Regions from separate parts of the Homo sapiens genome. Here region 1 is linked to region 2. The links are chromatin contacts, found by Hi-C or POLR2A ChIA-PET in ENCODE. All regions are on one chromosome and are shown on one strand. The core of a region is the stretch at or near the end of the contact, and the rest is flanking DNA. Distances in the headings are between cores, read along the strand shown.

Region 1 (2,936 bases), core at 254-2,753, 300 kb before region 2:
GTAGGCCTCTAAAAATGCTTGTTAAACCAAAAGGCAATGCTCTGATTACTGGAGGAATCTAGATTGCCAAGATCAGCAAAACTACATTAGAAAGTTAATAGCTTCCATCCTTAAAATATCCCAAGAGAAGAAAGGGAGTGATTCTGTTAGCATGTACCCAATACTACACAATAAAAGCCTAAGCAAAATTGGCAGATGTTTTTGTAATTAAGAGGTCCAACCTTGACGAAGTATCATCAGTAGGATTTTAATTCTACTGGGTAAGAGGATTCAGAAAGCAAAAGGTCAGGCAAAAAACGAAAAACCCATCCAAACAGAAACTGCTCAAGGATCTGGTAGGGCTCGTACCGATGTTCTCTACTTCAACCTGTGAGCATCAATTTTGTGATGGGGGCTGCCGGGGACGGGGGTCGGGGCGGGGGGGTGGACAATTTTAAAGTGAGAATGAATGGCTTGCGTAAAGGCGATAGTCTTTAACACGGGTTCGTCAGTGTACATCCTCGCCGGTTTTGAAATAAAGTTGACAAACTCCCCAGAAGCGGTCTATTTTGGAGACTGACACATCTCTCGCATTGACTGGAGGCGCCTGCCGACCGAAGGTAGTGGAAGCGCCGAGAGGCAGGCGGCGCCAAGCCTATAAGAAAGCCTTTTCTCCCTCCACCAAGGCCACTGCGGCCGCGGCGCCGGAGCTCTCCGCTGCAGGGGCAGGTGTCGGCGCCAGACCCCCTACTCTCGGAGCTGGCGGAGTTGCCGCCACTGCTTCCCCCGCGGGCCTAGGAGCCGGAAAGTTGCGTGAAGACAACTCCAGGGCCGTGAAGTCGCTTCCCCCCGCAGCCCGGGGACTGCGGCACCTCCAGCCTCCCCTCAGCACCCCCGGAAAAGGACTCGCCTCAACCCGGCCCCAGCGTCTGGGGGCTTGGAGTGCCGGAGCCAACTCCGCCGGGCCGGGAGGACGCTAGGGTCACCAACGGCGGACGAGCAAGGAGGTCGGAGAGGTGCGATGCCCCAGCGTCAGCCGGCAATCCAGGCTGCGAGTTCCCGGCGCCCACCAGCCAGGCCCGCTAGGACCCCAGCGTCCGGACGCCGCAGAGCCCTCACCGCGGCCCGCAGCCCTCCGATTCGCCCCGACCCCTCCCTGGGACGCAACCCGGGCCCCCCAACTCGACCAGTAGCCAGGCCGCGGCCCTGCGCCCCTTCCCGCCTCACCTGCGCTCCGCGGCGACTCCGTGCCTTCTCGCTCGCTTCGCGCGCGCCCCGTCGGGGCACGCACCGAACCCCCGGCCGGGACTCTTCCCCGCTGCGGTGACTCAGGACGCGACGGCCACCGCCGCCTTCTCCTCCTCGGAACAAGCCCCGGCAGCGAGCAGTGGGTCGCGGTCAGAGCCCCTGCCGGGACCAAAGTGAACCTCGCCGCCTCCGCAGCCTCTACCACCAAGTCCCTTCAGTCGTCCGCGCCGCCCCCAAGAAAATGTCACCAGAGGCCGTTCCGCTGGGCGCCTCACTTCCGCCCGGAAACACAGAGCCCGCGTCGGCCGGCTAGAGAGGCAGCTGCGCCGGAGACCTCTGGAGACTGGCGCCCGAGGCCCGAGAAAAGCCAGACAGCGCCATCTGGCGCGATGGAACCCGCGCTCCTCCCGCTGCAGACCGCGGGGCGTGAAGGCGCCGGCTCCCCGGGCTTCTTTCCCGCGCTCCCTCCTTCTGTTGAGACCGTCACCTTCCCGAAATGTCTTTCCCGGGGGGTGGGAAAGCCACTCAATGCAAGCCAAGGACAATGCCTTCAGCAAAGGACAGCGCTCCCTTTTCTGTGCGCTGCTCAGTACTCACCCCCTCCTGAAGCCCTTCCGAAAGCAGCTTGCGGTGTCTGAATCCCAGAGTCGCTCCAGCGGAGAGCCCGTGCCCTTCTCTCCCCGCTTTTTCGCGGATGCCGATAGCTGGGCTCGGGGAGACTCGGCTGAGCTCTTCTCGGGCAGCGGCACCAATATCTGCTCAAGTTTCTGTCCGGGCACCTTGCAGGCCTTGCAGATCGACCGCCACCTGCTGGTGGGACGTGGCCCGCTGGGGAGACCCCGCTCTGCCCCGAATTCCGCCTCTGCAGTCGCCCTCCGATTTGCAGTCAGCCCTGGGGAGGGTGGGGGAAACGAGGTGGACCCGAACCCCGAAGAAGGGGAGGAGGGCGCAGGCCCACTGGCGGGTGGAGCGTTTCCCAAGGAGGAGCAGGAGATGCTGAAGACATATCTCAAGACTCAAGATCTGGCCAAGGACCCGCGCTCCCCCAAAGCAAAGCAGTGTTTTGAGAAGAAAAATAATAATAATAAAGCTTTGAGGAGGAAAATGTAAACGGTCTTTACCTTTACAGAGCTGTGCTGGAACCTCGGATGAGACCCGTCAAGAGGAGATTCTGAAAATCTCACACCACTGGGTCCGCACTCCCCTAAATATCAGTCTCCCCCTTCAGACCAGGCCCCTTAGTTCCCCCACTTCACTCATTTTTTCTGACTGCCTACAGGAGTGCGAGTTTTTCATCCCCAACTACAAGAATAAATTAAGAAAAGAAAATAATTTTATTATACCAGGCACCTTGCATTTAAATGGGTTAAATCCACTGAATCCTCATTACAACTCATAACAACCCTATGAGTTGGATGGCGTTACTAGTCCCAAATTGCAAAGGTGGAAACTGAGGGACAGAGTGACCTGCCCAAGATGACACATCCAAGTAAGTGGCAGTGTTGGATTCCAACACAGGCAGAGCTTACTTTCTTAACCACAGCCACCAACTGCCTCACTGAGAATCACAGAGAACGTAGTGTGTGCTAGCTAAGTAGTTTATCCGTGTATGTTATTTCACTCGTTCATTCATTTATTTACTTTCTGCTACCTGAGTCCTCAAGGGATTTGAGAGGTTATGGGGTAGTGACAAGAGCCCAGCCTATTTC
Region 2 (3,422 bases), core at 18-2,517:
GGGTTTCACCATGTTGCCCAGGCTGGTCTCAAACTCCTGAGCTCAGGCTATCTGCCCGCCTCGGCCTCCCAAAGTGCTAGGATTACAGGTGTGAGCCACCACGCCCGGCCTTTAGGTGTGTAACTTCTTACCTTTTTTTGTTAGGTTGCTCTGAGTTTCTCAGTTATGGTAAATTTGCAGTCTTTCTCTCTTCCAATATTGCCTGTCCTGCATGTTGAGTTTCTTCCTGTCCTCCCTAACTCTTAACCTCTTTTTCATATTTTCTGTCTTTTTTTGCTTTATTATGGGTAATTTCTAGAGGTCTTCCTTCCATTTCTTTAGTCTCTCTCCAGCTCTGTCTCATCTGCTTAAAATATATCAATTGAATTTTTCATTGAAGTGATTATTTTTTCCATTTCTAGATCTATTTGTTTGTTTTTCAAATGTACCCTGATCCTTTTTGGTAGTATCTTTTCTTTCATTTAAAATTCTATTTTTTATTTCCTTAGAATTTGTTTAAACATGCTTACTTTATGATGTATGTACATTAATTCTATTATCTGAAATTCCTGTTGGGGGTTGTCTTATGCTGCTGTTTAATTTTCCTTTGGATTCTTGTTCTTGGAGGCATGTTTCCTTGTGTGTTTTTAAATTTTGTATTGTGAGCCCATATTTAGAGAGACTGATGGGAATCTCATAAGGCCTAGGCTGAGGGTGTGTAAGTCCTCCAGAGAGGATCTACATTTGTTGTCAATTGGAACTACTTAACTTCTTGGTTTGGGGTTTCCCGTGCTACCAGTTACATGAAATGAAACCCCAAACTCACTTGCGGGCTGGCCTCAATTCTCACAGTAAACTTTTTGATCTCTCCTGACTCACAATCTAGGGTAAGGCAGAGAAGTTTCCTCTTTTGCCCCATTCTACCCTTTCAGTAAGAATATAGTCCTTAGAAAACCTCATGTTCTGTCCTCTTGTGCTGTTAAAACTCAGCAGGCAAATAGTCCTCGGTTGGCTGGTTTCAGCATCTGTTTAACACTCTGGCTTCCTCTTTGCTTCTGGCCCATGGTGTTTTCTTCCACTGAATACACCTAGTGCCCCTGTGGCTGCCATGTGTTTGTGTGGCATTTAGTTATAGAGTGATATGGTTTGGCAGTGTCCCCACCCAAATGTCATCTTGAATTGTAGCTACCATGATTCCCATGTGTTGTGGGAGGGAGCCAGTGGAAGATAATTGAATCATGGGGGCGGTTTCCCTCATACTGTTCTCCTGGTGGTGAATGAGTCTCATGAGATCTGGTGGTTTGATAAGGGGTTTCCCGTATTGCTTGGCTCTCATTCTCTCTCTTGCCTGCTGCCATGTAAGACATGCCTTTCATCTTCCACCATGATTGTGAGGCCTCCCCAGCCACATGGAACTGTGAGTCTGTTAAACCTCTTTTTCTTTGTAAATTACCCAGTCTTGGATATGTCTTTATCAGCAGTGTGAAAATGAGCTAATACATACAGTTAAGCATATGTCATCCAGTTTTGTTTTTTTTTTGTAATAGATTTTATTTTTTGTTTAACGGACTTTATTTTTTAGAGCAGTTTTAGGTTTACAGCAAAATTAAGTGGAAAGTACAAGAATTCCTTTATACCTTCTGCCCCCACACATGCACAAGCCTTCCCCACTCTGGACATTCCACACCAGGGTGATACATTTGTTATAATTGATGAACCTACATTAAGGCATCATTATCAATGAAAGTCCATGATTTACATTAGTGTTCTCTCTTGGTAAACACATTCGGTGGGTTTTGACAAATGACAAATAACATGTGCCCACCATTGTGGTATCATACAGAGCAGTTTCACTGCCTTAAAAATCCTCTGCGCTCTGCCTGTTCATCTCTCCCTCCCCTCAACCCCTGATCCTTTTACTATCTCCATAGTGTTACCTTCTCTAGAATGTCCTATGGTTGGAATCATAGCATTTTCAGATTAACTTCTTTCACTTAGTAATAGACATTGAAGTCTCTTTATGCCTTTTCATGGCTGGATAGCTCATTTCATTTTGTCTGGCTGTACCTTATTTGTATTTCTGATTTATCTTTTATATATCTTATCTTACCTTGAAGAGGTGTAAACTCTTCATAGAATAACAGAAATGTTATTCTTTGCTTCTTTTTGCTCCCTACAAAACTAGGGTAATGCCATATTCTCAGTGTGTGTTTGATAAATAGTGGTTCAATGAGTAACACATGAAATCCTAGTAGTACTCAATTATTTTTTTGAAAGGCAGACTTCTAGCTGCTTTTTACCATCCAGAATATATTGATTACTGAGAAAAAGATTTGAGCACCAAATTATAATCATAAAGGCTATATATTTAATTTCTTTTTTTTTTTTTCCTTTGAGACTGAGTCTCACTCTGTTGCCCAGGCTGGAGTGCAGTGGCAGGATCTTGGCTCACTGCAACCTCTGCCTCCTGGGTTCAGGCGATTCTCCTGCCTCAGTCTCCCGAGTAGCTGGGACTACAGGCGCCCGCCACCACACCCGGCTGATTTTTGTATTTTTAGTAGAGACGTGGTTTCACCATATTGGCCAGGCTGGTTTTGAACTCCTGACCTTGTGATCCGCCTGCCTTGGCCTCCCAAAGTGCTGGGATTACAGGCATGAGCCACCATGCCCAGCCATATTTAATTTCTTAGTATAGGGGAAAGCACCCCAAGGCTCTCTTGCCCCTGTATATGAATAAAATAAGAAAGTGGCATAGGACAGAAGGGTTCACAGACATCAAGACTTGGTAGCTGGGTTCAAAGAAAGGAAACAGGAGAGCTTTGCAAGGTAGGATGAAGAAGTATTGCAGCTTTTTAGTGAGGTTATCTGATCCACTAGCTCCTTCTATGGATGAGAAAAGTGGGGACCTGAAAATGAAAAGAATTTATCTGACGTCACAGAATTTGTGTCTTGGCTGGAACTATCAGCTCAGTCTATCCTAAGACATCCTTCTGGATATCTTCTACATACTTACCCAACTTTATCTAAACAAAACTGTCTTTTATCCATATTTAAACGAATGCTATCATTAACCTCTGTCTTAAAGGTTGTTAAAAATGTGCATTCCTGTTCCATGCCGGGTTGTGGAATTGAGGGTACAAGCATGTTAGAAATGAGAGTTGTCTGGTACAATGTGTTGATGCTCATTGGCTTTTTTTTTGGACAAGGAGTCTCACTCTGTTGCCCAGGTTGGAGTGCGGTGGTGCGATCTTGGCTCACTGCAACCTCTGCCTCCCTGGTTCAAGCAGTTCTCCCACCTCAGCCTCCCGAGTAGCTGGGATTACAGGTGCCTGCCACCACACCTGGCTAATTTTTGTATTTTTGGTAGAGACAGAGTTTCACCATGTTGGCCAGGTTAGTCTCGAACTCCTGACCTAAAGTGATCTGCCTGCCTCGGCCTCCCA

What was found. Hi-C counts contacts between places; a loop is a spot of excess contacts on that map. ChIA-PET counts read pairs that join two places held with the same protein, here RNA polymerase II (POLR2A). Pooled maps may share reads with other maps.
Region 1: a pooled map shows a loop between it and region 2 (4-fold over the local background). The contact joins the promoter of ARK2N here to the enhancer-like site in region 2. A Hi-C loop is called at or near these places in 4 of 50 pooled maps. POLR2A ChIA-PET finds 5 or more read pairs at or near these places in 4 of 52 experiments (GM12878, OCI-LY7, Panc1 and 1 more).

The regions. Positions count from the first base shown.
Region 1 is chr18:46,172,601-46,175,536 of GRCh38, reverse strand. It overlaps ARK2N (arkadia (RNF111) N-terminal like PKA signaling regulator 2N), which reads right to left and starts at 1,503. Exons shown (of 5, transcript NM_145055.5): 1 at 1,207-1,503. RefSeq lists enhancers at 490-619, 1,220-1,269, 1,300-1,559, 1,880-1,929.
Region 2 is chr18:45,872,461-45,875,882 of GRCh38, reverse strand. The region is part of intron 35 of EPG5 (ectopic P-granules 5 autophagy tethering factor); the gene reads left to right. Among named protein-coding and RNA genes, the nearest start is that of SIGLEC15, 48 kb to the right of the region's middle. Within about 2 kb of position 1,267, at least 7 of the 41 ENCODE cell types and tissues checked have a DNase peak (open chromatin) inside an H3K27ac peak, as active enhancers do; they include GM12878 and OCI-LY7, where a contact is called at or near this core.